6 separate regions of the Homo sapiens genome follow, and all the other regions are linked to region 3. Evidence: chromatin contacts called from ENCODE Hi-C or POLR2A ChIA-PET data. All regions are on one chromosome and are shown on one strand. Each heading gives the region's core, a stretch centred on a gene start or an enhancer-like site at or near the end of the contact. The rest is flanking DNA. Distances are from core to core; before and after follow the strand shown. Region 1 holds the start of FOXJ2 (forkhead box J2). Region 2 has its middle 25 kb from the start of SLC2A3. Region 3 holds the start of PEX5 (peroxisomal biogenesis factor 5). Region 4 holds the start of ZNF705A (zinc finger protein 705A). Region 5 holds the start of MRPL51 (mitochondrial ribosomal protein L51). Region 6 holds the start of NECAP1 (NECAP endocytosis associated 1).

Evidence for each region. A loop is a pair of places that touch in the nucleus more often than their neighbours do. ChIA-PET counts read pairs that join two places held with the same protein, here RNA polymerase II (POLR2A). Pooled maps may share reads with other maps.
Region 1: a map of psoas muscle shows a loop between it and region 3 (4-fold over the local background). The contact joins the promoter of FOXJ2 here to the promoter of PEX5 in region 3. A Hi-C loop is called at or near these places in 5 of 168 maps with a recorded cell type or tissue (CD4-positive, alpha-beta T cell, endothelial cell of umbilical vein, naive thymus-derived CD4-positive, alpha-beta T cell and 1 more), 10 of 37 single-sample maps with no recorded cell type and 25 of 50 pooled maps.
Region 2: a map of naive thymus-derived CD4-positive, alpha-beta T cell shows a loop between it and region 3 (5-fold over the local background). The contact joins the enhancer-like site here to the promoter of PEX5 in region 3. A Hi-C loop is called at or near these places in 2 of 168 maps with a recorded cell type or tissue (B cell and naive thymus-derived CD4-positive, alpha-beta T cell), 1 of 37 single-sample maps with no recorded cell type and 10 of 50 pooled maps. POLR2A ChIA-PET finds 5 or more read pairs at or near these places in 1 of 52 experiments (T-cell).
Region 4: a loop to region 3 is called in a map with no recorded cell type, with 5 times the contacts of the local background. The contact joins the promoter of ZNF705A here to the promoter of PEX5 in region 3. A Hi-C loop is called at or near these places in 1 of 37 single-sample maps with no recorded cell type.
Region 5: a pooled map shows a loop between it and region 3 (9-fold over the local background). The contact joins the promoter of MRPL51 here to the promoter of PEX5 in region 3. A Hi-C loop is called at or near these places in 7 of 50 pooled maps. POLR2A ChIA-PET finds 5 or more read pairs at or near these places in 3 of 52 experiments (T-cell, activated B cell and activated CD8-positive, alpha-beta memory T cell).
Region 6: a loop to region 3 is called in a map of CD8-positive, alpha-beta T cell, with 10 times the contacts of the local background. The contact joins the promoter of NECAP1 here to the promoter of PEX5 in region 3. A Hi-C loop is called at or near these places in 6 of 168 maps with a recorded cell type or tissue (CD4-positive, alpha-beta memory T cell, CD8-positive, alpha-beta T cell, OCI-LY7 and 1 more), 2 of 37 single-sample maps with no recorded cell type and 19 of 50 pooled maps.

Annotation. Positions count from the first base shown.
Region 1 is chr12:8,030,388-8,034,358 of GRCh38, forward strand. FOXJ2 (forkhead box J2) reads left to right here and starts at 2,329. Exons shown (of 11, transcript NM_018416.3): 1 at 2,329-3,446. RefSeq lists silencers at 2,014-2,163, 2,184-2,423.
Region 2 is chr12:7,959,018-7,962,863 of GRCh38, forward strand. No RefSeq gene overlaps it. Among named protein-coding and RNA genes, the nearest start is that of SLC2A3, 25 kb to the left of the region's middle. RefSeq lists cis regulatory regions at 794-919, 1,692-2,026. Within about 2 kb of position 1,839, at least 34 of the 41 ENCODE cell types and tissues checked have a DNase peak (open chromatin) inside an H3K27ac peak, as active enhancers do; they include B cell, where a contact is called at or near this core.
Region 3 is chr12:7,186,852-7,191,111 of GRCh38, forward strand. PEX5 (peroxisomal biogenesis factor 5) reads left to right here and starts at 2,835. Exons shown (of 16, transcript NM_001351132.2): 1 at 2,835-2,899; 2 at 3,511-3,673; 3 at 4,037-4,072. The coding sequence starts at 3,527. RefSeq lists enhancers at 1,320-1,821, 1,822-2,321, 2,632-2,691, 2,692-3,408, 3,402-3,551 and 2 more and silencers at 1,732-1,781, 2,802-3,211.
Region 4 is chr12:8,154,905-8,159,210 of GRCh38, forward strand. ZNF705A (zinc finger protein 705A) reads left to right here and starts at 2,111. Exons shown (of 6, transcript NM_001004328.3): 1 at 2,111-2,188.
Region 5 is chr12:6,490,813-6,494,908 of GRCh38, forward strand. MRPL51 (mitochondrial ribosomal protein L51) reads right to left here and starts at 2,450. Exons shown (of 3, transcript NM_016497.4): 1 at 2,246-2,450; 2 at 2,050-2,160; 3 at 1,074-1,655. The coding sequence starts at 2,324. The coding sequence ends at 1,459. NCAPD2 (non-SMC condensin I complex subunit D2) reads left to right here and starts at 3,290. Exons shown (of 32, transcript NM_014865.4): 1 at 3,290-3,342. RefSeq lists enhancers at 2,668-2,717, 2,885-3,482 and a silencer at 2,918-3,247.
Region 6 is chr12:8,079,588-8,083,695 of GRCh38, forward strand. NECAP1 (NECAP endocytosis associated 1) reads left to right here and starts at 2,687. Exons shown (of 8, transcript NM_015509.4): 1 at 2,687-2,796. The coding sequence starts at 2,702. RefSeq lists enhancers at 1,949-3,148, 2,580-2,799, 2,870-2,929.

The DNA.
Region 1 (3,971 bases), core at 1,079-3,578, 840 kb after region 3:
AGCCCTCCAATTTCCATACACAGGAAATGTCAAAAACGGTTGAAACATAACAAAACATCTAATACATAGCAAGAAAGATTTGCCGCCAAATTATCTGCGTGTGGGAGAATTATTTAATGCCTCAAAGAGAGGAAAAATACATCTTTAAACCTGAATATAGGAAGTGTGAGCAGGAAGAACAGGCTTGTTTTGGTTTACTGCCTTTAATTTTGAGGATGACTTTAAATTCTGATCGCTCCGGACAATGGTATAGAAGTCAAGAGCTGGGCATCGGAGTCATTTGGATTTAAGTCCTGACTCTGCTACTTACTAATTAAGCGAACTCACACATAGTATCTGTAAGTCACAATTTTCTCATCTGTAAAAGAAGTATAATAATAGTGTCTTAGGGAATCGCTAGAATCATCAATGTGACAACACATGCAGAATGCTCAGTGCAATGCCTGGCATATTGTAAATATAATTATTCATATAATATATACATACAACTTAAGTATGCAGTCTTTTGGGGGCAATTCAAATATTTTGCAAGCAATATTTTTGTATTCGTATTATCTTTTTTTTTTTTTTTTTTTGAGACGGTGTCTCACTGTCTCCCAGGCTGGAGTGCAGCGGCACGATCTGGGCTTACTGCAACCTCCGTCTCCCAGTTTCAAGTGATTCTCCTGCCTCAGCCTCCCAGGTAGCTGGGATTACAGGCACGCACTACCACGCCTGGCTAATTCTTTTTTTTTTTTTTTTTTTTTAGACGGAACCTGGCTCTGTCGCCCAGGCTGGAGTGGAGTGGCGCGGTCTCGGCTCACTGCAACCACCGCTTTCCGGGTTCAAGCGATTCTCCTGCCTTAGCCGGCACTACAGGCGTCCGCCACCGCGCCGGGCTAATTTTTGTATTTTTAGTAGAGACAGGGGTTTCACCACGTTGGCCAGGCTGGTCTCCAATTCCTGACTTCAAGTGATCCCCCCGCCTCGGCCTCCCAAAGCTTTGGGATTACGGGCGTGAGCCACTGCGCCTGGCCTCCTATTATCTTATGTGCTATAAAGTAGAGAGTAGGCCGGGCCGTGTTTCCTGCCTGTAATCCCAGCACTTTGGAGGCATAAAAAGGGAGAATAGTTTAAACCCAGGAATTAAAGACCAGCCTCGGCAGCATACTGAGACCCTGCCTCTATTTAAAAAGAAGAAAAAGATAAAGAAAGAAAGGAAAGAAAGTAGGGTAGTTTGATAAAAGTTTAAAAAGCCTGAGTATGGGCCGGGCGCGGTGGCTCACACCTGTAATCCCAGCACTTTGGGAGGCCGAGGAAGGTGGATCACGAGGTCAGGAGTTCGAGACCAGCCTGGCCAACTTGGTGAAACCCCATCTCTACTAAAAATACAAAAATTAGCCGGGCGTGGTGGCGCGCGCCTGTAATCCCAGCTGCTCCGGAGGCTGAGGCATCCCAGCTGCTGGGGAGGCTGAGACAGAAGAATCGCTTGAACCCGGGAGGCGTAGGTTGCAGTGGGCCCAGATCGTGCCATTGCACTCCAGCCTGGGCAATAAGTGAAACAACACCTCAAAAAAAAAAAAAAAAAAAAAAAAAAAGCCAGAGTATGAAATATATGAGAATTTGCAGCAGAATAATATGACTTCAGGATGTGACAGCTGTAAAGGGTAAGCAGGCCAAGTATCAAGGTCCCTTCTTCGCTGAGCAAGATTGCGGAGAACAAGGGCCATGCACAAGTTTAGGAAGCTGAAACAAGGAACAGGACCCAGATCTTCTGATGTTTATTTCACCGTTACACGCTCATTTATCATGTATCCACTCATTCAAGGAGCATTTACTGAATTCCAGGATGATATAAGGGTAACATATAAACTTCACCCCAATCTTCACCTCAATGCTCATGATCCTTTATAAATTATCTCGAGGGAAAGAGAAGCCCATCAAAGACAGTCCTGAGAAAGCTGGGGCTGTTCATCTGTATACGGAGTTTAACAGAATGAAACGCCGGAGTTGGGGTGTCAGCTGGAATTGACGGTATACGGTGCGCACTAGGGACTCTCCCGACGGGGAGCAGTGAGTTGTCATCCCGGGTAGACGGCGAACTCCCGGAGCCACGCGGCCGCAGGTGGGCGAGGGCGGCGAGATCCCTCGCCGGCGTGAGAGCGGCCGTGGCTCTCCAGGCGGAGCGCACACCGGGTAGCGAGGCTCGCGGCTCGGCGCTGCCCGCGGCTCGGCGTCTCCCGGCTCCTCCTTAACCCGCGCCGGGAGGCGGTGGCGGCAGCGGCCGGCGGGCGGGGGAGGGGGAGGGGCGCGGAGCGCGGCGCGGAGGCCGGGGAGGAGCCGGGGCCTGCAGCGGAGCCGAGCCGAGCCCGAGCCCGCGCCGAGCCCTGACACTGTCTGCCCGCCTTCTGGCTCCCCGGGAGCCCAGACTGGTCGGAGCCCGAGCGGTGGCAGCGCGGGGAGCCCCACGCGCCGAAGGGAGCGGACCCGACAGGACGGCCCTAGAGGAGGTGCTGCCGCCACAGTAGCAGGGACCGGAGTCTCGAGCCGCGGCCTCCCGGACCGTGCTGCCCAGGCCAGCTCAGGGACAGCCGGGAGTACGAAAGCCCCACCCTCTGGGGCACCCCGGGAGCGGAGGCGGGAGCGGGGACGCGAGCAACCTCTCCCCCTGTTGGAGAGAAAAGACCCTTACCACTCGGGTGAGGGAAAGAAGAGACCCCTGGAGGGGACGCCTCTCTCCTGCCTAGAGGCGAGGAAGACCCCTGTACTGGCCGGGGAGGAGACCCCCAGAAGTGGAAAGAAGGGAGCTTTCCGTAGGGAAGCAGAGTGAGACCACCCTAGCGCGCCCCCGCCCCTCCAAACACACACTCTCAACAGTTCAGGACTTTGGAGGCAAAGAGAGACGGGGCTGTGCCTGTGGAGTAGGCACCCTCGGCCCACCACTATTCACAGGAGACAGGAGTCCTTACGTTCAGAAGCCACTCCAGGGAAAGAAGAGGAATCGGCTTTCAGCCTTCTGGAGAGGGGAAGACCTCCCCCTCAACTTCCTCGTGCCTAGACAGTGGAACGGGGTGGAGCCCCTCCGCTCCTATCTCCAGCAGACAGAAAGAGCCCTCCACCTCAGAAAGATCCAGTTTGGGGGGGAGGGGAACTCCCCCAAGGGGGAGGAGACAACTCCTGGTTGGGAGAGGCTCCTCCCCTCCTCCCCCGGGTAACAAGCAGGGTGTGGGGGGTGTGCCACCTTCCCCAAGTAGGACCTCCTTCTCCTCCCCCTCCCCCTCCTCCAACCTTGACTCCTCATCCTCAGGGGACCCAGTTCCCCTCACCAACTTGGGAGGCTCAGCCTCGTCCAGGAAGAGCCACTGAGGATGAGAGCCGTCACCTGCCTCTGAAGAGGGGAATCCCTCCAACCCCAAACTCCAGTACCAGGTGGTTCCCTCCCTTTGCCGGAGGAACCTTGGAGACAGGTTAGTGCTTTCTTTCATCTTCTCTCTGTCATTGTCTGGCACTAGTGGGTGTAGGGGGTTGAGCTGGTGGATCGTGGGTTTCACTGCCGGGGAAGACAGAGTGATGACTCAGAAAATCCAATGGGAAATGTGATCCAAGGGAGCTCCTGGATTTGAACCCACATCTTGCTGCAGAAGCTCTGAGAAATGGGTTTCTTAGTGTTTGGGGACTAAAGGGATGGGATTCATTTTAGGTCCCTTAGGGAAGTGGATGTTTTCATGCTGAGGAAAAGGGTTATCGGAAAACAGCTGCATTTTGAGAACATGCATACTGTGTAGCAGTGATTTACACAACCCAACCAGTGGTAAGATTCCCATACCACCCTTCACCCTTGGGCCTTTTCCCCTGGAGAGTGGGCTGTCATGAAAATCACGGTGGCATCTGGGGTCCTGGCCTTGCCCAGGGCATGCCGAGGTCAGCTTAGTGTTCACCAGAGGTGTTCCCTCCAGCTTACTGCAATTATAGCTCCCTTGACAAGAAAAGCA
Region 2 (3,846 bases), core at 589-3,088, 770 kb after region 3:
GTATTTTTAGTAGAGACAGGGTTTTATCATGTTGGCCAGGCTGGTCTCAAACTCCTGACCTCAACCTCAAGTGATCAATCCAACCACCTCGGCCTCCCAAAGTGTTGGGATTACAGGCTCGAGCCACTGTGCCTGACCTATGGATACTTTTCAATACAGTGTTTCATAATTAAAGGTCTACATTCTTTTAACAGGGCTTCTCCCTAACTTTGGTAACCCTCCAGTGCAGCAGAGCCTAACTCCCTGGAAAAGATTCACCGAGTTCTCTAGGAGGAAAAAGACTACTGAAGCCCCAGGATGCTGTTTATCAAATGGGGTTCTAAAATGGGCTAGGAGGTGTGGTGCTTTATGCCTATAATTACCTTGCTTTAGGAGGCTGAGATGGGAGGATGGCTTGAGGTCAGGAGTTTGAGACCAGCCTGGGGAACATAGCAAGACTTCATCTCTACAAAAAAACTTTAAAAATGAGCCAGGTGTGGTGGTGCCATGCCTGTAGTTCCAGCTACACCGGAGGCTGAGTAGGCAGGATCCCTGAACCCAGGAGTTTGAGGCTGCAGTGAGCCACTACCCTCCAGCCTGGGGAGCAGAGTCAAACCCTGTTCCCTCTTTATCTGCCACCCCCACCCCCCCAAAAAAAGAAAGAAAAAATAACATAGACTAGGCAAATACCCCCGAAAGTGAATGCAAATGTATTTTAGTGTACTCTTGAGGGGCGGTGAGGTGCAAACTCTCTTATCACAGTCTCAAAAAGGAGTACAAGACTCAGAATACAGCCAGATTGGCCTCCGGGCATTGAATGTGGTAGGAAGTGGGGAGGAAGCCACTGCAGAGGAGCCTTAGTGTGGAAACAGCAGGTGTGGTCTGCTTGCAACAGAGGTTCTCCTCCCACTTTTAGGGACGGCTCCTGGTGGAATCACAAAGAGCAAGCTCCTTTCAAGCCTGAGGCCCCAATTCCTTTCAGGCAAGGGGAAGTTAAGAGAAAGGGCAGGTAACATTAGTGCCTGATTAAGGTACTTAAGCAAAATAGCACTACAATCCTCAGAACATGCCATAGTCTGAAGAGACAAAAACTCTTCACCCTCACTTGTATAAGGGGTCACTGTAATATTTTAGCATTTGCCTTTAGCAACTTGAAGAGGAAGAGATGTGAAGTAGCAGCGGCAAAGCTCTCTTAAGTGAAAAAGACTCGTGTATTTTCCTTTTCCATACATTTGACACCACAGGCATTTAACACATTTTTAACATTCAGTGGCTGTTACATACTATACAGTTTTCTAGCTATTATACTTGTAGTAATTCTATGACCTGATGCATATTCTACTATACATACTTCATTTACAAGTGCCACACAATCTTTCTGTGTAGTGAAAAATCAGCTTCCCGGCCGGGCGCGGTGGCTCACGCCTGTAATCCCAGCACTTTGGGAGGCCAAGGCGGGCGGATCACAAGGTCAGGAGATCGAGACCATCCTGGCTAACATGGTGAAACCCCGTCTCTACTAAAAACACAAAAAAATTAGCCGGGCATGGTGACGGGCTCCTGTAGTCCCAGCTACTCGGGAGGCTGAGGCAGGAGAATAGCATGAACCCGGGAGGCGGAGCTTGTAGTGAGCCGAGATTGCGCCATTGCACTCCAGCCTGGGCGACAGAGCGAGACTCTGTCTCAAAGAAAAAAAAAAACAAAAAAAACCCGTCTTCCCTAATTTATGCATTTTTCTTACAAATAACACAAGCTGTTGACCTCTTATTTTTAGCCTCCCAGCTGAATAGGGCAGTTACAGAAATATTTGGATGAGGCGGGCCCAGAAACCAAAGAATTTCTTCCTGTCTGTATCTACCCTGTAGGTTAGCCCCGCCTGCTGGCGTCTTGCTTTTGTAAAAGGCTGCGTAAGCAAGTGCAGACGTGAGTTGCAGATCATCTTGAATCTCCGGAGCGACAAGCTCCATCACTCAAAGCGGATCAAATACTCTGGTCCCTTCTTTGTTCTTCTGTTTCTCTTCTCCTCCTATGGAATTTATCCTCCTGTTGATGCCACCGAGCGATACGACAACATCTTTATCTCCCTCAGCGTCCTGTTTTCCTTCATCCTCTTTGGTTCTTGGTCTGTTTGGCATGGATGTGCACAATCTCATGGGAGTGCAAAATCTCGAGTACTTCTTGCATGATTCAATGCAAATTTATTGCAGCAATACTCTACCTGTTTTTAAAATGTGTGCAACAAGTGTTGACTTCAGTGGCCTGACCCTATAATCCTGTAACTGTTTAAGTGTTCGGACATGGGAAGTTGCTTTGATTACAACCACAATATTCAAAAACTAGATTCCATGTAGATTTATTTATTTTCTTTATTTATTTTTTGGAGACAGGGTCTTTCTCTGTTGCAAAAAGGAGCTGGCTGGAGTGCAGTGTCACGATCTCAGCTCACTGCAGCCTCGACCTGCTGGGCCCAAGTGATCCTCCTGCCTCAGCCTCCTGAGTAGCGGAGACTATAAGCACATGCCACCATGTCCAGCTAATGTTTGTATCATTTGTAGTGACAAGGCTTCACCATGTTGCCCAGGGTGGTCTCGAACTCCTGGGCTCAACTGATCCACCCTGGCCTCCCAACGTGCTAGGATTACAGGCGTGAGCGAACCCCAGGTAAATTTTAAAATCCAGCTTAATTCCAATTACATGTAAGTGGCTGCTTTAAGCTAATGGAAAATAAGCAAGTTTATAATTTTTAAAAAATGAAATTCAAAATTAAGAGATAACCCATGAAATCTTATACCCTGACAAGTGGCCCTTTAAAGGCTGTGGACCTTACCTTGATATTCTCTGGCCTTCTTCCCCTAGATACTATTAATAAACAGCAGCAGACTAACGTAGTGACAACAAGAGTGAATAAGAAAGACAAATGGCCTGAAAAATCCACAAGGGGATATAAGTCTGGGTTCGTTTATTTATACAGATCTACTATGTTGCCAAACCCAGTTTATATTCTGAGGATACTATGGTGTGGTAGGAGAACTCCATTTCCTGTTTGCATAGAATTTAAATTCTACTGGGATGAGGCTATGTATTCATTTTTACGTTTTATTTCTTTTTTGTTGTTGTTCTCGAGACAGAGCCTTGCTCTGTCGCTCAGGCTGGAGTGCAATGGTGCAATCTCAGCTCACTGCAACCTCCACCTCCTGGGTTCAAGGGATTCTCCTGCCTCAGCCTCCCGAGCAGCTGGGATTACAGGCGTGCACCACCACGCCCAGCTAATTTTGTATTTTTAGTAGAGATGGGGTTTCTCCATGTTGGTCAGGCTGGTCTCAAACTCCCGACCTCAGGTGATCCACCTGCCTCAGCCTCCCAAAGTGCTGGGATTATAGGTGTGAGCCACCGAGCCTCCGCCCCACCCCCACCACCATTCTTCTTAACGATCTAAATTTAGACTTTCCAAACATACTCGAAGTAGATGTGAGGAGCTTAATCAAATCATCACAGAAACATTCGTCTCTGTAGTGGTAGAAATAGGTACTTGATAAATCAAACTGTCAGTTTCTTCTGTTACCTCATTTATAATTCATAACAATATTTAAAATTTGCTATTGTCATCCTCATTTACACCAAGAAATCTCTAAGTAATTTGCTCAAGGACCCACAGTTTGGGGCAGAACTAGTTGTCCATACTATACTATAGTATACTACATTGTTGTAGATTAAGAGAAATATATCCAATGTATGTTAAGAAGAAAGAATCCGGGGCCGGGCGCGGTGGCTCACGCCTGTAATCCCACCACTTTGGGAGTTCGAGGTGGGCGGATCACGAGGTCAAGAGTCCGAGATCAGCCTGGCCAATATGGTGAAACGCCTTCT
Region 3 (4,260 bases), core at 1,585-4,084:
CTGCAAGCTAAGAAGTATTTGACGTTTTTTGGCTGGGCACGGTGGGTCACATCTGTAATCCCAGCACTTCAGGAGGCCAAGGGGGGTGGATCATCTGAAGTCAGGTGTTTGAGACCAGCCTGACCAACATGGTGAAACCCCATCTCTACTAAAAATACGAAAATTAGCTGGGCATGGTGGCATGTGCCTGTAGTCCCAGCTACTCGGGAGGCTGAGGCAGGAGAATCACTTGAACCTAGGAGGTAGAGGTTGTAGTGAGCCGAGATTGCGCCACTGCATGCCGGCCTGGGTGACAGAACAAGACTGTCTCAAAACAAATAAGTATTTGACATTTTTAAATAGTTGGAAAAACATCAAAAGAAGAAGAATATTTTGTAACATGAAAATTATATAAAATTCACATTTCAGTCCCCATAAAAAGCATTACTGGAATACAGCCATGCTCATTTGTTTAGGTGTGGCCTATGTCTGCTTTTGTGCTCCAACAGCAGGGTTGAGTCACTGTGACAGAGACTGCATGGACTACAAAGCCAAAAATATTGACCATTGAGCCCTTTACAGTTTGGTGACCGTGGTCTGGGTTCAAATCCCAGCTCTGCTATTTATTAGTATGACCTTGTGCAAGTCACTCAACTTCTCTGTGCCTCAGTTTCCTCTTTTGTAAAATGGGGGATAATAGTTATTATTAATAACTATTAGGAGGATTAAATAAATCAATAGTTGAAAAGTGCTTGAAACAATGCCTGGCACACAGTCAATGCAATGTGTGTCTAAACATCTATTGAACTTGAATTCGTCAAACATTAAAGAATAAGTAAAAATTATTTTTATTTTATAAAAATTACTACTTTTATGAATAGAACAAGAATTTAAAGTTGAACCTGGATTAACAAAATCTAGGGTTTCAAATCTAGAGCTTCAGTAAATTAAATATTAAACACCAAAGTCACTCTATTAGCCCTTTCCCAGCACCTCTGGCTGGGACTGTGGACCAAGTTCTGTGAATGATTCTATGGCCTAGGAGATCAAAGATCTCCATGGTTTATCAGTAAGTCTTCTCTAAGACTGGGAAGTAGGTGCCTAGAGTTATGCCTGGATTAAATTTTGACTTCCTAGCCATCTGATTTTGCACAAGTCTTATCTGTAAAGTGGGTCTACTAATATCTATTTAATAGGGGTATTAAGAAGATTAAAAACATTGAGATACATAAAGTGTTTTACACAACACCTGGATTTTAGTAAACATCAGTTATTATTATTAGCATTCTTCCAAGATCTGCACACAAAGTGAGTTACGGCTAATCAGTTGATAAACTCCTAGCAGAGCAGAAGGTTATGTGTGTTGTGATGTTTAAGTGGTACTGGGAAACTCTGGTTGCCTTGAGGTTCTGAAATTCTACTGTATCAGATGGGTTCCTTTAAACATTGCTCTCTCTAGGGGGTCCTCTTTTTAAAAGTATGCACCTTCTGGAGGGCATCTCTTCATCCTTGTGTGGTTTAGTTTATCAGGTATTTTCCTCACGATGGCAGCCTGAGAACAGGGGACGCCCAAGGGCTGGGATTTGTGTGCTCCGGAAGAAAACGGGGTGTAGAAGTGGGGCCTCTGAAAGAGGGCGAAAAGGCAAGGAAAAGGAGAAATGTTGCACAGTCTTATGGTCTGTCCCCTGCCATTCTGTTCCCCTGAGGTGTCAGAGCAGCTTCTCTGTCTTCCCAGGGATGAGTTTACACAGACATTCCCTGTGGCCCCCTGAGGCCTCCACCTCTGAAATCTGCAGAACAGCCAGGAAACAAGCCCGGCCCATGGCGCCACCTGCTGCCTGCCTGCCTCCGCTCATGCACCCTGGGCTGGGATGGTACTTCTGTTCGTCTGGCATTATTGCCCTTGGTCATTTACCGGCAGCCCTGGGCCCCTCCTTGCTCTTCTCCATGACACTAGGACTCCCTTGGTCTTGAAGCTGGGTGAGATTATCAGGGTTTGTTTCTCAATGACTTTGAGGTTTGACAGCAGAGCACACTCTTTGGCAGATGAGGGGGCTTGAGGCTTAGTCTTATTCCGTGATTAAAAGCATTTCTTGTATGTTTGTCCTTTCCCAGCCTGGAGTGATGGGAATAAGGCCACTATGTTGACTTAGCGGAAGGAAGGGCTGACTCACTGTTCACCTTCCCTGTACGTTACCAGCTCGAGGTCTCAGGATGCGTTGGACCCTATTTTGGTCTCCGGAATTTGTCATCATGCAGTGCTATTTTCCCCATTATGCAGAGGTGGAGAGGGATTAAGGCGGGGGCGGGCCCCTGTCTCCATGGAGACAGTGACGCTACCCCGCTAGGGGTTATTTGGAAGCGGGGCAGGCCTAGGAGGCTGAAGAAGGCTTCGGACTGGACTCCCCAGCCCCTGGTGTTAGGGCTTTTCTCTTTCTTGGGCTTGGGAACATTAGCCAGCCCCATTTTAGAGGGGAAAACTGAGGCTCAGAAAGGGCACTGAATCCCCTTAGGTCACAATGCGCCCAAGGGAAGAGGCAGGATCGACTGAGCCTAGGATCTCGCGTCTTCGGCTTTCCCCCAGAGCCTGGGAAGCCCTTCTTAGCTCCACTCTTCTTTGAGCTTTCCGTCAAACAAATCCTAGGGCCCGTGGCCTTTTCGAGCGCTCCTAAAGGCGACTCTCCAAGACCCGCTCTCTAAGGTGCTCTTCCCCTTTAAGACTCACGGCTCTTCCCGTCAGGCTGCGTCGCAGTCTTAAGGCCCCGCCTTTTCAGACAGCTTCCGCTGGGCCTGGGCCGCTGCGGGGCGGTCACGGCCCCTTTAAGCCTGAGCCCCGCCCCCTGGCTCCCCGCCCCCTCTTCTCCCCTCCCCCAAGCCAGCACCTGGTGCCCCGGCGGGTCGTGCGGCGCGGCGCTCCGCGGTGAGCGCCTGACCCCGAGGGGGCCCGGGGCCGCGTCCCTGGGCCCTCCCCACCCTTGCGGTGGCCTCGCGGGTCCCAGGGGCGGGGCTGGAGCGGCAGCAGGGCCGGGGAGATGGGCGGTGGGGAGCGCGGGAGGGACCGGGCCGAGCCGGGGGAAGGGCTCCGGTGACTTAAGGGGAGGGAATGCTCCTCTGCCGTGCTCACCGCGTGCTGGGGCTGCGCGGGGCTAGGTATGGTCGGGCTGTTTTCCCACTGTCCCTTCTTCGGGCAGTGTCGCCGTCCAGCCTGGTTGTTGAAGCGTCCCCGTGGTCCCCCGGGGTCCAGGCCCCTTTGTGGAGGCAGCTGCTGGCCCCCAGCCCATGGGACCGTAGTCGCGGAGGCCTCTGCAGAGGCGCAGGCTGGAAGCGGTGGCCTTTGAGGGGGGCGGCAGGAGAGAGTACCGACCTCCCTCGAACTCCTGGCAGAGGTGGGGGTCGCAGCAAAAGCACTGGGGTGGAGGGCGGCCAGTGTGGGGCAGACGCCTGTGTGCCTTCCTCAGATACGGGCAGAGTTGTGGATGTGAGAAGGGTCTGGCTTGGGTACCTCAGTTCCAAACCTCCTGTGTCCATCAGAGAGCTGGCGGTCACCATGGCAATGCGGGAGCTGGTGGAGGCCGAATGCGGGGGTGCCAACCCGCTCATGAAGCTCGCCGGGCACTTCACCCAGGACAAGGCCCTTCGGCAGGAGGGATTGAGGCCTGGCCCCTGGCCCCCCGGAGCCCCGGCCTCTGAGGCAGTGAGTGTTCTTGAGGTGGAAAGCCCAGGTGCAGCCTCTGAGGCAGTGAGTGTTCTTGAGGTGGAAAGCCCAGGTGCAGCCTCTGAGGCAGTGAGTGTTCTTGAGGTGGAAAGCCCAGGTGGTGGTGGTCTGAGGTGGAGGGGCTGTTTGCACATCTTGGTATAACTGCTTTCTCTATTGTGTTGCAAATCATAGTAGTTACCACTTACTGAGCGTTTATAAACACTAGAAAACCCTGTGCACCTTTAAATAAATGCAACCATTTTATAGATGAAGAAGCCGAGGCTCAGATGCCTATGGGCTTCATCAACCCCTGATTTTAGAGGAACTGCGTCATTGTACATCTCTGTCTTTCTCTCTTAGGCCTCCAAGCCTTTGGGAGTAGCTTCTGAAGATGAGGTAAATAGACCAGTCTCTTTTCTGTCCCATTTTTCTCTTGCCCACTGTGTTTTTACCTTTAAACTTAGTTCACCCGTATTTCAATTTTTGGGCTTTCCTGACCGAATGAGAATGCCTGCTTGTTTTTAAATGTATTTTTTCGTCCTTCTAAATCTATGGAAAGACAGTTTCTCTTTATGTGTCTCCAG
Region 4 (4,306 bases), core at 861-3,360, 970 kb after region 3:
AAGTTAGATAATCTTAGGACTGAAATAGAGATTGAAACATGATAATAGGTTAGAAAATGATGAAATTAGGAAAATAAGTCACACTTAAGGGCAACTGAGAGGAGAAGAAAAACTAACAAATTTGGGAGTGGAAAAATTGAAGAAAATAGTAAAAATTGGGGAAAGTTAGGGTATCAAAGGGAGGATGCTCTTGAAGGAAAAAGATAATAGTAAGCTGAGACTGCTTTGTATTGCCTAAGTTTGTATTTGGCCATTTGATTACAGGATGTTTCTAGGATTCTTCTAGCTTAAATTTTCCCCAGTATTATTAATCTTAGGTTATTAGTCATCATTTTCTATACTCCAGACTCCTAAGTAACTGGTCTCCCAAGCCTTTTGACTGAGAAAAGTATAAACCTCTGCTTTTGGTCTTGCATATTTGATAGAAGGAGCTTGTAGACCCAAGAGAAGCCTCAGAGAGTATCCCTGTGGTTTCCACCCAACTTCTCAGTGGCTGTTTCATTGTAGTTGACTTTGTAAATTCTTACTTGAAATGGAACTATCTTTTCATCACTTATGATATAGCTTTTTAAACAAATGTCCCTCAAAATATTTCTCTTTTTCTTAACATGCCAATCTCTAATTTTTCTACCTTTAAAAAAAAACAGATTTCAAATATGTATTATAGACTTGATTATTTTTCTTCTTTGACCTTAAAAGTACTAAAATATGCTTTTTGATAATTGGCTCTCATTTTTAGTTTATTTGCCTGAGTCTAGCTGTATTTTCCCAATTTTGGTTCTGAACTCATCCATGCATGTGGTACTCACCAAACAAATTGCTACTACCAGTTCTAGGGTTGCCAGTGCTTAAATGGATCAAAAAGTCATACTCAAAGTAATTAGCATCTTCCATAATTATAATATCTAGACTAGTGTCTTTAATCTTAATGTGAGAGTTTTTTATACTTTTAGAGAAAAATGTGTTCAAAGAATAATTTCATCAAGGAATATGGCAGTGAGATATATCTTTTGTTTCCTGCACCACCAAATTAATATCTAAGGTTTGCTATTGTGACAGGCTTTAAAGATCTCCCATTTCTCTGCTTTATTATTTTTCTGATTTAAAAAATAGGTCTACTTTCTGATATGGTGATAAAAAACATATAATAAGAGTCTGTGGGAGAGTAACCTAAGGTGCTATCTTATGTAAATTGGAAACATGACGATTTAGATAAATAAAAAAATTTTTTGGATGTTAAAAAAAGAATATCACAGACTTTAGGATATTAGAAAGAAACAGAATTGTCACCCAAGTTAGTTCCAATTTCATTTTTCAAGATCAAGTGCTAGAGAGAATTGAGTTTAAGAATAAATCAGTAATCAAGGGGAAGTAGATAGACTAAGAAAAATGAATAGTAATTAAATTGGGTTGAGTCTTCACAAATCACAAAAAAATGAACTAAAGGAGTAAAGAGATGAAGTGGAAAACAAAGATATCAGTGCATGTTCTCGCCAAAAACATAAAGATAGTTTTTATTGCGAGATGTTTAAGATATATCAAAACATTAAAACCTTCCCTCGTTTAGTTAAAAATTACTCCTTATTTTAAAAAAATAGGTAATAGCAGTCAGAAAACTTCAGAAACTCTAAAAAGGCCCATGAGTTTTCTTCAGAAATAAAATACAGAGACACAGGCAGCCAGTGAGTCAACAAATTTTTATTGGGTAATTAGTATTTTCCTGGTATTAGGGGAACAATGAGGCATGTAACAGAGTTCCTGCTCTGAACTGTAGCTTTTCCATTTTAATATGATGGACATTGAAAAGATATGTAAATCTATAAACAGATAAAATAAATATAAGCAAGCTCTGAGATAGGAAAGTTTTCTTTCTTGGATTGGATATGTAGAAGAGTGAGTATATTCAGGAGGATTGGAGAGAATTGACATTGAGTCAGAATCATGATGCCAGTTTTAATCTTAAAACACATGAGAGAGAATAAGGGTGACATTACGGTTAAGCTGCTCTGTGAGAGGGTTGTGTTCTGAAGGATTTTAAGAACATGAAACTCTTTAGCTTGACAGACATAATGAAGTCTAAGGGAACTAATCCACCTTCCTCTTTTCCAGTGACTCGTCAAAAATCTGCATAATGGAAAATTGCAAGGGGTTTTTCCTGATCTACTTTGAAATGCAATTCCGCTTAAAGGTATAACTTTGCCATGAGTAATCAGACTTCCTGTTCTAATGTCCACATTCCTATTCAGCTTGTTCTCTGTTATGAATTCCATGTAAGTCCTGCTGCTTCAACTGGAGACCCTAAATAAGCATTTCAAACTTAATAGGCTGAAATGACACTGTAGTCTGAATTCTAAGTAAATTATGAAATAGGCAAAAGAATCAGGAAGCAATCTAAACACTCACTTTATTACTGGTAAAGCTGTACTGAAACATGTGAATTGGATTTAAAGCCAAAAAGCATTTCCTACTATGCCCAAACCCAAGTCTAAAATAGAAACCCTTTTTGGGAGAATTGTATAGGCTGCCTGAGGGGGAAAAAAGAAGTCCTTCCTCTCACTTCCTTGAGAAAAGCAACACTTGAATACTGGCCTTTGATTAATTAATTCTCTCCAGTGGAAATAATGAGAACATTTGACCCTATATAAAGTGTTTTGGATATTGTGAGAAATGAAGAAATAGGAAACATGTTGGACTTGTTAATGGAAATTCCTTCTGGGTGAATTGAAGGAGTATAGGGAGAAGAGAAAATGGTTTCTATCATGCTCATTGCCTTCTTTTTGAATCAGTTGAAGTAAAATTTGTATACCACAAAATATATCCATTTAAGTAAACATTTCAATGAGTTTGACAAGTTTTTATACTTGTAAACTGTGAAATGTTGACCTAAAAGGAAGGGGCTGAGACACAAATTATAATTAGAGTTTTCTTGAGCCAAAGTGAGGGCAGAAGCCAGGAAGAACAGACCCAAATACTCTTGGCTGTTAGCTTCCTCTGGCCTTTGTTACAGGCAGGTTTTTAAAGGAAAAAGAGGCAGACAGTGAGTGGGTTGGTACACAATTGTTTGTCAGGAATTCTCATTGGTTCACAGAAATAACACTGATTAGTGATTGGCTATAAATAATTAACTATAGATCATGGATTATAGTGTCCAGTGTGACATCATTAAGTTAATTTGTAATCACTCCTGGCAATAGCAAGCAGTTTTAAGACATGAATACATAGCTCAAAGAAAGGGAGTAGGATGTGTTTGCTCTCATTTTAATGTTTCTCTAGGCCTGATAATTTAAAAGGACCCTCAATTCTCAGATAATTTTTCTTTCTTCTTTAAAATGCAATCAAATTGAACATTTTTATTACCCGCAAAGTTCTCTAAACCCCTTCTTAGTCAATCCTGCTTCCACCCAACCCCAAACAACCATTGAGCTGTTCTAAATGTGGATTATATTTTTCTTTTCTAGAGTTTCATCCAAACAAAACTATACAGTATGTTCTCCTTTGTGTCTGGCTTCTTTTGTTTAGCATACTGTTTTTGAGATTTATCTATGTTATTTTTGCTGCCAGTAGTTAATTTCCTTCTACTAGTGAGTAGTATTTCATTGTATAAATGCAACATACATATAAATATCTATACATTTTCCTATTGATGGAAATTTGTTTTTTTCCTGGATTTGGCCTTTAAGAAAATCTCTTATAAATATTTATGTGGAAGTATTTTTGTAAATATTTTTTCCCTTCTCTTGAATACGTTTCTAGAAATAAAATTGATGCGTCAAATGGCAATTGTAAGTGTATCTTTATAAATATGCCAAACATCTGATGAAATGTCTTGGGTTTTTCTTTACGTTTTTTTCTCTGGATATGATATATTTCCTTTCCCTGACTACTTTTAAGATTTTTCACTATTGATTTTTATTTTTTAAAATTTTCCATAGGTTACTGGGGTACAGGGAGTATTTGGGTACATAAGTAAGTTCTTTTGTGGTGATTTGTGAGATTTTGGTGCACCCATCTCCCGAGCAGTGTACACTGCAACCTATTTGTAGCCTTTTATCCTTTGTCCCCCCACCCTTTCCTCCAAGTCCCCAAAGTCCATTGTATCATTCTTATGCCTTGTGTCCTCCTGGCTTAGCTCCCACATATCAATGAGCACATATGATGTTTAGTTTTCCATTCCTGAGTTGCTTCACTTAGAATAATAGTCTCCAGTCTCATCCACGTCCCTGCAAATGCCATTACTTCATTCATTTTTATGGCTGAGTAGTATTCCATGGTATAAATATATACACCACATTTTCTTTATCCACTT
Region 5 (4,096 bases), core at 1,200-3,699, 700 kb before region 3:
TTTTGTTTTTTAAAATATAGAGATGGGGTCTTGCTATGTTGCCCAGGCTGGTCTTGAACTCCTGGCTTCAAGCAATCCTCATGCCTTGGCCTCCCAAAGTGTTGGGCTTACAGGTGTGAGCCACTGCACCCAGCCCTAACTTCACTTTTTTTTTTTTTTTTTTTTTGAGACAGTCTCACCCCAGTTGCTCAGGCTGGAATGCAGTGGCATGATCTCAGCTCACTGCAGCCTCAAACTCCTGGGCTCAGGTGATCTTCCCACCTCAGCCTCTTGTGTAGCTGGGACTGCAGGCACGCAGAACCATGAGTAGCTGGAACTACAGGCATGCAGAACCATGCCCAGCTAAGTTGTTTTTTTTTTTTTTTTGAGACAGAGTCTTGCTCTGTTGCTCAGGCTGGAGTGCAGTGGCACGATCTCGGCTCACTGCAAGCTCCACCTCCCAGGTTCAAGTGATTCTCCTGCCTCAGACACCTGAGTAGCTGGGACTACAGGTGTCCGCCACCACTCCTGGCTAATTTTTTTGTTTGTTTGTTTTTGTATTTTCAGTAGAGACAGGGCTGTGTTAGCCAGGATAGTCTCGATCTCCTGAGCTCGTGGTCCGCCCCCCTCCGCCTCCCAAGGTGCTGGGATTACAGGCAGGAGCCACCGCACCCAGCCACTTTATTTTTAGTAGAGACGGAGTTTCACCATGTCGCCCAGACCAGTCTCAAATTCCTGTCTCCAAGCAATCCTCCCACCTCAGCCTCCCAAAATGCTGGGATTACATGTGGGCACCATTCTGCCCAGCTGTAATTCTTAAAAATTATTATTAAAAAAGAACAAAACACATAGATGCCCTAGACTCAACTCAGCTCTACTGATCAATCTTTAGGGGTTAGGACTAGGCTTTTGAAATGTTAAAACACCCAGAAAACTGATGACCAGTCAGGCTTAGTATCCGCCATCTCTACCATTCATATGGTACTTAATGTTTCATATTTAAATGGAAAGGACACCTCACACTTTTTTGTTTTTCCTATAGTTCCTACTCAGAGAATATGCCTAATAAATATTTTATGAGAGTAGTACAGAAGTATGACTCCATTTTTCTCTTATATTTCATTTCAGTGTGGAAGGCTCTTTAGAAACACTATTAACATAACAGCATTATGTCAAAAAGCGCCAATAACATTCTCACCAACTTTTCTTTTTAAAGGAATTAGGTATAGCTAGACTGTAAAAGGCAAGTGGTGTGAAGCCCAAACCTAAGATCCTAAGATCTAGGATGAGTCAAGACTTCATAGTCTACATGAGTAGAGGCAGCATCTAGAGGAAAACAAAAGTATGTGGCTATCAAATTCCAAAGAAGCCCCATTTTATTACAGAGAAAATACAAAGCCGTTTCCTCACAGGGAAAAGTACAGTTTCCCTTCTCCAGGGTGACAGATGAGCCTTTTCCGAAGTTCTCAGCTTTCTCTTCTATCGAAACTTCCCATGTCGGTTAAAGTGTTTGTAGAGATAGCGGATGCGTTTATTAAGGTTGTGCAGGTCATCAGCGAACATTCTACTTCCAACCATTTTCCTCTTTCGGATACAACGTTGCAATTCATTCCCTTTCCAACCTCGAAGCCATATGGGCCCCCTGATCAGTTCTTTGGGGTGCTTTTCAAAGTTTCCTGTGTAATGTGAGAGAACACATTAGATCCAAGACAAGAGAACTCATCCTACACCAGCTAAGCTTTCAACCCACGGTTGCATCTTGCTGAGCAGCACCTATAGACAAGGAACATTACAGTACAGAACAATAGCACAGACTCTGGAGCCAGACTGCTTGGGGTTAAAATTCTGATGCTGCCATTTATTAACTTTGGAAAAACTGTTTATTTTTACTTATGAAGTAAAAATTATACGAGGGGACTCAGAACAGTGCCAAACACAATGTAAACAGCTACATAAGTGTTTGCTCTTACTATTGAGCACAGTACCACTCTCTACACAGGAGGAAAAGATAGTCGTTACAGCCTAATTGCCATTCTGAAATTGTGTACCACGTCGAAGGTCAAGTCTTACCCAGGATCCCGATGTTGTCATACACTCCGAACATGGCCCTTTTCTCGTTCCAACGATCAACCACTTTGGGGGGCGGGAGAGTGAGCCTTATACCGATCAATCTAGGCACACCTGGGGATGGGGAAGGGAGGGAATTAATCTGAGCCGCCTATTATACTACGAAGCAGTTATCGGGGTGCCTACATCAGCCACTTACCAAGAGAGAAGCTTCTGCACGCCAGAGGCACCCAGTCCCACAGGCGCCTACCTGCCCCGGATAAGAGGTTCCCTGCCATTTCTCTAGTCTCCCCCCTTCAACAGCACACCAAATAAGCCCAAGAAGATGACAGGAACCGTCCCCGCCAACTTCACACGAGTACTAAGGCGAAGACAGCCATCTTGGGCCTTACCCAGGCAGCTGTGGGCGCACCGCCCACCTACGCCCCATCCGCAACAGCCACGAGCCCCGCCCCCCGGGTTCCGGCAGGAGGGGCCTCTACCACCCTTCCCGCCTCAGTGCTTCCGGTCCGCCTGCCGGAAGTTTTGGAGCGCCGGACAAGCTGAGGTCCGCGACTCGTCGCTAAGATTCCCCAAAACTGAGATTTCAAGAAAATTCACCCTTTCCGCTTTCTTTGGCGTCCTTCAACCGTGAAGGAAATGAAGGTTGAGAACCTGGAACCCGCTTCCAATGACCAAGCCCTTTCTCTGTGCCTCACAACAGTCTTCCGCTGTAGCTGTTTTTATTACCCCTATTTTACTACTGGGGAGGAGATTTGAGGTCCTGAAAGTGAAGTGACTTGCTGGACGTCACTTAGCAGAGGAGATGGCGAAACCTGGATTAGAGGCGATGCCTTCTAACTCCCAGCGTGGACTTGCCTCCTTTCCTGGGGGTGACTGAATGCCCAGCCAGGGACGCGACGTCTCTGGCCAGCAGAAATACGGCCTCCTCCCCGCCGACTGGGCAAAGGGGGACCTTGCGGCCAAGGAGGGATTCGCAGGCGGGCCGGGGGTGGGAGCGGGGGCCGGAGCCGGAGCCTTGGCCCGCCCCCGGGCGGCGCTGTGATTGGCCGGCCGCTCCGGCGGGCGTCGCGATTGGCCGTCCTGCAGCCGTTGAGATTTGAACTCGGTATTTGTGGCTTTGCCCGCGCGTTGCCAGACTCAGAGGCGGCCCTTTGCCTCTGCCTGCCGGGGATTGGCCGGATTCTCCGCCGACTTGAAAACTGCCTTGCTAATTGGTGCGTGTTGTGCACGCGTGTTTTTTCCTTTTCATTTCAGCCTGACTGCCGGAATCAGAGCCGCGGGTGAGATCCCCAGGTAAGATGTGGTGTTGCAGGTCGTAAAAGAGTAGGAAAGTCGAGTACATGGCAGTGTGACCCAGTCTTGGGCAAAATACAATAGGCCTAGTAAGTATATCCCTGGGGCGCGATGTGTGAGAAACTGTAAGTCTGACAGATCCGCAACGGAAGTTGTTAAGCAAATCGCTTAACAGATCCGCAACGGAAGATGTTAAGCAAATCGCTTAACAGATCCGCAACGGAAGATGTTAAGCAAATCGCTTAACTTTCTTACTTCAATTTCCGCTCTGTAAACTCATTTGTATTATTATGCACCTCATGGGATTGAGGTTAGGATACTTAGATCAGATATGATACATGCAAACAGCCTAACAGACTTGGCACAGGATAAATAAATCATCATTGTTAATGCTCTTACCATTCTGGTGCAGGAAGCCCACTAGCCCATGCTGGGGCACTGTTTTGGCCTCAGACGAGATCAGACCATTCTCTCTATACTTAAGGAGCTTTGCACATAAAAATGGAAATAATAGTACTTTGCACATTAATATGCCACTTTATAGTTCTTTAAACACCTTCGTACTGCTTGATTTGTTTGATCATCAGAGCAACTTTGTGAAGTAATCAGAGTTTAGTAACCCTGTTTTTACAGATAAAGCCCAGAGGTTTAAGTGTCAAGACCAAGTGCCAAAGTCACTACTAGAATTAGTTTCTAGTCCAGGGTCAATCTCAGATCCCGTAAGATAATGTTACTAGCTTGCTATAAAACTAAA
Region 6 (4,108 bases), core at 1,437-3,936, 890 kb after region 3:
CTGAGGAGATTGGTCCCTGAGGAGAATCCAGGGCACACACAAGTGGATAGGAGAAAGAATAGATGAAGATGCAGATAGGAGTATGAATAGGGTGTCATTAAGTTGAGAGAGTTCACACAAACTTTATTTTCTTAGGGAAGTAGTAAGATGTTTTACCTGTCAAGAAAGAAAAAGAGAAGACTTAGAGTTGAAGGCCTGAAAGGGCAGCAAAATTTGGAACAACCATTAAAGGGAATGAAAATAAAAACTAGCAATGGCAAATCTGGGTGTTAAGGGCAAAGCTGAGACTCAAACCCATAAACTTTTAGGGACACCAATCTTTATAATTGTGTGATTTGCTTTTGGAGAATGATGGAGGGAGATGGTTGGAATATATAAGACTGGAGTCTTTTGGGTTGGCTGTGATGGAAAGACAAAGAGGAAAGGAAACTTAAGGATGCTGGCAAGAGAACTGTTGAAACAAGGAGATGGGAGGAATAAAGAGAAGGCTAACAATGTGCAGAACATGAAGAAGAACAGGTGAGGTAGAAAAGAGAGGTAAAGATAGTTAGAATTTATGTCAAGAGATTGTATGGCTAGGAAGAGTTAACTATATGGGCTTTGAAATCTCTAAAAGATTTGGGAGAAGAGGAAGAGTATAAACTAGTAAGAAGGTGAACCAGAAGCCAGAATCCTCCAAAAATGATTGCCAGTGATAACACAGAACAGAGAAAAAAAAAGAGGTACAATGTGGTGTAGTCATATGACCTAGGCTTCAGATGAGATCATAGGGTCAGAAATAAGGAACAACAAGTAATAAACCACTTTTCTGTCTTTATTTTTCTTTTAACATGTATTCAGTGACAATAATAGCTATATAAATCTTAAACAACAGAGAAATATATGGAGGAGAAAATAAGTTTCTTTCCCCCACTTAGCCTTATATCCTTTGAAAGCCTTCTCAATGCATTTACATGCATGCATATATAATTTTGGGGTGTTTCGACAAAAGTTGATAATGCTGTATGTTTTTTGCAGTTGGCTTTAAAAAATCTTGGATCTCTTTCAATGGCTAACCCTTTAGTTCAAAACATCTCATAGTAATAGATATACCATTAACCATTTCCCATTGATAGATGGTCATTTTGTTTCCATTTTTTTCACTATTACAAACAATGCTGTAGTATTATTGTACATACTTTTTTGTGCATATAAGGATTTCTCTACAATATTTATTAGTGAAACTGCTAAATTGAAGATTACGTCCAATTAATATTTTGATAAATTCTGTTAATTTCCCTTTTAAAAATGCCGTGCCAATTTACATTCCTGCCAACAGTGTATGAGATTAGACTGTTCCTCACGTCCTCGCCAGGGATAAATGTGGTAATTCTTTTTGAAATTTAAGATATCACTTTCCAAGGTGGAGCAGACAAATTAGAGGCAGGTTTGCTTTTTTTTTTTTTCTCATTAAACTTTTTTAATGGGTCTCAAAATTCTGTGACAAATTTTTGGATGTTTCCATTAAAAAGTACTGATTTAAAAAACTAATAACTTAAAACTGCCACACGCAAAAAAGAAAACCAGTGGTCCACAAAACATTCTCCTTTCCTTCTGAAGAAGAAAACCAGTGGTCCACAAAACATTCTCCTTTCCTTCTGAAGGTTTTACGATGCATTGTTTTCATTAACCAGTCTTTTACTACTGAACTTAAATGGCCAGTTGAAACAAACAGTTCTGAGACCGTTCTTCCACCACTGATTAAGAGTGGGGTGGCAGGTATTAGGGATGATATTCATCTAGCCTTCTGAGCTTTCTGGGCAGACTTGGTGACCTTGCCAGCTCCAGCAGCGGTGAAGACTGCTGCTGTTGTAATGAGGCAGGCTTGAGTTTCTGTCTCAGTTTTGCCACTTGCTATCTGTACTGTCAGGGTGTTGTGGTTAAGTTTACCTTTGGGGCGCAGAAAAAGCATATTTATGGTGAGAGTTCGGTAGCATTTATCATTATAATAGAACTGGGAGCTAATATAGGCCATTAGATAGTTCATTATGCTTCCGATTTTATCAGGAATTGGGTTGATCCCACGTATAGTCTATTTAACAGGATCAAATTTTCCAAAAAGATAATCGGAATACACGCCGAAAGTGTGGCAAAACATTTTAACAGGTGTCGTCCTGAAAAATCGGAGATAAAGAGTGTAAGGCACTAAATCAAGTTGGGTGTTTTCAGCGTTTAGACTCTGGAGAGTTGAAATCCACGGTGTCTATGACCAGATCATACATCATTCTCTGCAGGTACCTCGTCTGGGACTACCGGCTGGAGGTTGCCTCTTTTCTGCCAGGAGACTACAGTTAGGAAGTGACTCCTGTAAGAAAATCCGTCACGATTCAATATGGTCCTCGTCCTCGTAGGACACTCCAGGCACCTGCCTAGAGTAAGATGGCGCTTTTCGTAAGCACCTCTCCAGGACAGAGATTTCCATAACGAGAGTCACGCACTTGCAGGCCATCTTTGCCATTATCCAAGACGGTGAGCCGTGCAGCCTCATCGTTTCCAGGTTTCAATATGGCTCCCCGCGTCACCGAAAAGGTTAATCTCAGAAACTAACTTGAACTCGCGCGGAAGTGACGCAACAGAAGTTGTCGCGCTTTGCATCTCCGCCTCCCGTGCTCCGCCTCCGGTCTTACGTTTCGCCCCCGGCAGCGCCGACAGCGGACCCAAGATGGCGACCGAGTTGGAGTACGAGTCTGTGCTGTGTGTGAAGCCAGACGTCAGCGTCTACCGGATTCCGCCCCGGGCCTCCAACCGCGGTTACAGGTACTAACCCCGAGGCGCTGCCGCACACGCGTACTCTGTCGCAGATGACAGCTTCCTTCTCAGCTAGCACGCTGTCCGTCCCTGCCACTACTACCTCTGTATTGTCACCTTGCTAGCCTCCCTACCTGGGTTGTCATCTCCCTGACCACCTGCTCCATCTCCACTCTGGACTGTCATCACCATATTTCTGCCGTTTTTTTTTTTGTTTTGTTTTTTATTAAATTACCACTCTGCGTTATTCCACTCTGCCTCTCCCGTAATCCCCTGGGGCACCCATCTGCTCCCCATCATGCACTTTCAGTCGTGCTTGCTCCATTGCCAGTCCCCTTTCATTCGCTCTTCCCTGCGTCCTTCAGCTTATCATCCTCATCCTTTCTCTCTCTCTCTCTCTCACACACACACACACACACACACACACACACACACACACACACCTTTCCAGTTCCCCATGCACATTTATGGGTAATCGTGTTGCTTGCCACTCTGGATTATCTGATTTATTTTTTGTACTGTTGTCAATTTCGTCACCAACTGTCATCATCCACCATTCGGTTTTTCCTTCAGCAGTTTTACCAGTGAGCAAAGGTTATGATCATAAGCTTTACAACGGTTGTTCATTCTGTTTCTTCTCATTGTATTTTCTTGATGATTATATAGTATTTTCTGTCTTCCTTCCCTACCTCCCTTCTTAACCTCTCCTACACCTTTTCCCTCCAAAGTTGAGGCAGCATTTTTCTCTGTTGGGCCTAACTACCTACCTTGTAATCCAATGACTGTGAGGTTCTGAGGATGCTATAGGACATTATGTAGTTGAAAGACAGTTCACTGGGCTTCATGTTAAACCATATGAGTGTGAGCCCTTTCCAAGCCTCAATTTTCTCATCTGTAAAATAGAAAAAAAAACCTGTTAGTGATGATACCTGCGCTCTTATAATGTGCTTAACAAGGGTTTTTGGGAGAGTAAAATTAAATCATATAATGGATGTGAAAGAATGTAGGAAATGCAATAAAGCAGTTACAAATACTATTTGTTTGTTCTTTTTTTTTTTTTTTTTTTTTTTTTTGAGATGTAGTCTCACTTTGTTGCCCAGGCCGGAGCGCAATGGCTCAATCTCAGCTCACTGCAACCTCCGCCTCCTGGGTTCAAGCGATTCTCCTGCTTCAGCTTCCTGAATAGTTGGGATTACACGCATGCACCACCACACCTGGCTAATTTTTGTATTTTGAGTAGAGATGGGGTTTCACCAAGTTGGCCAGGCTGGTCTTGAACTCCTGACCTTGTGATCTGCCCACCTTGGCCTCCCATAGTACT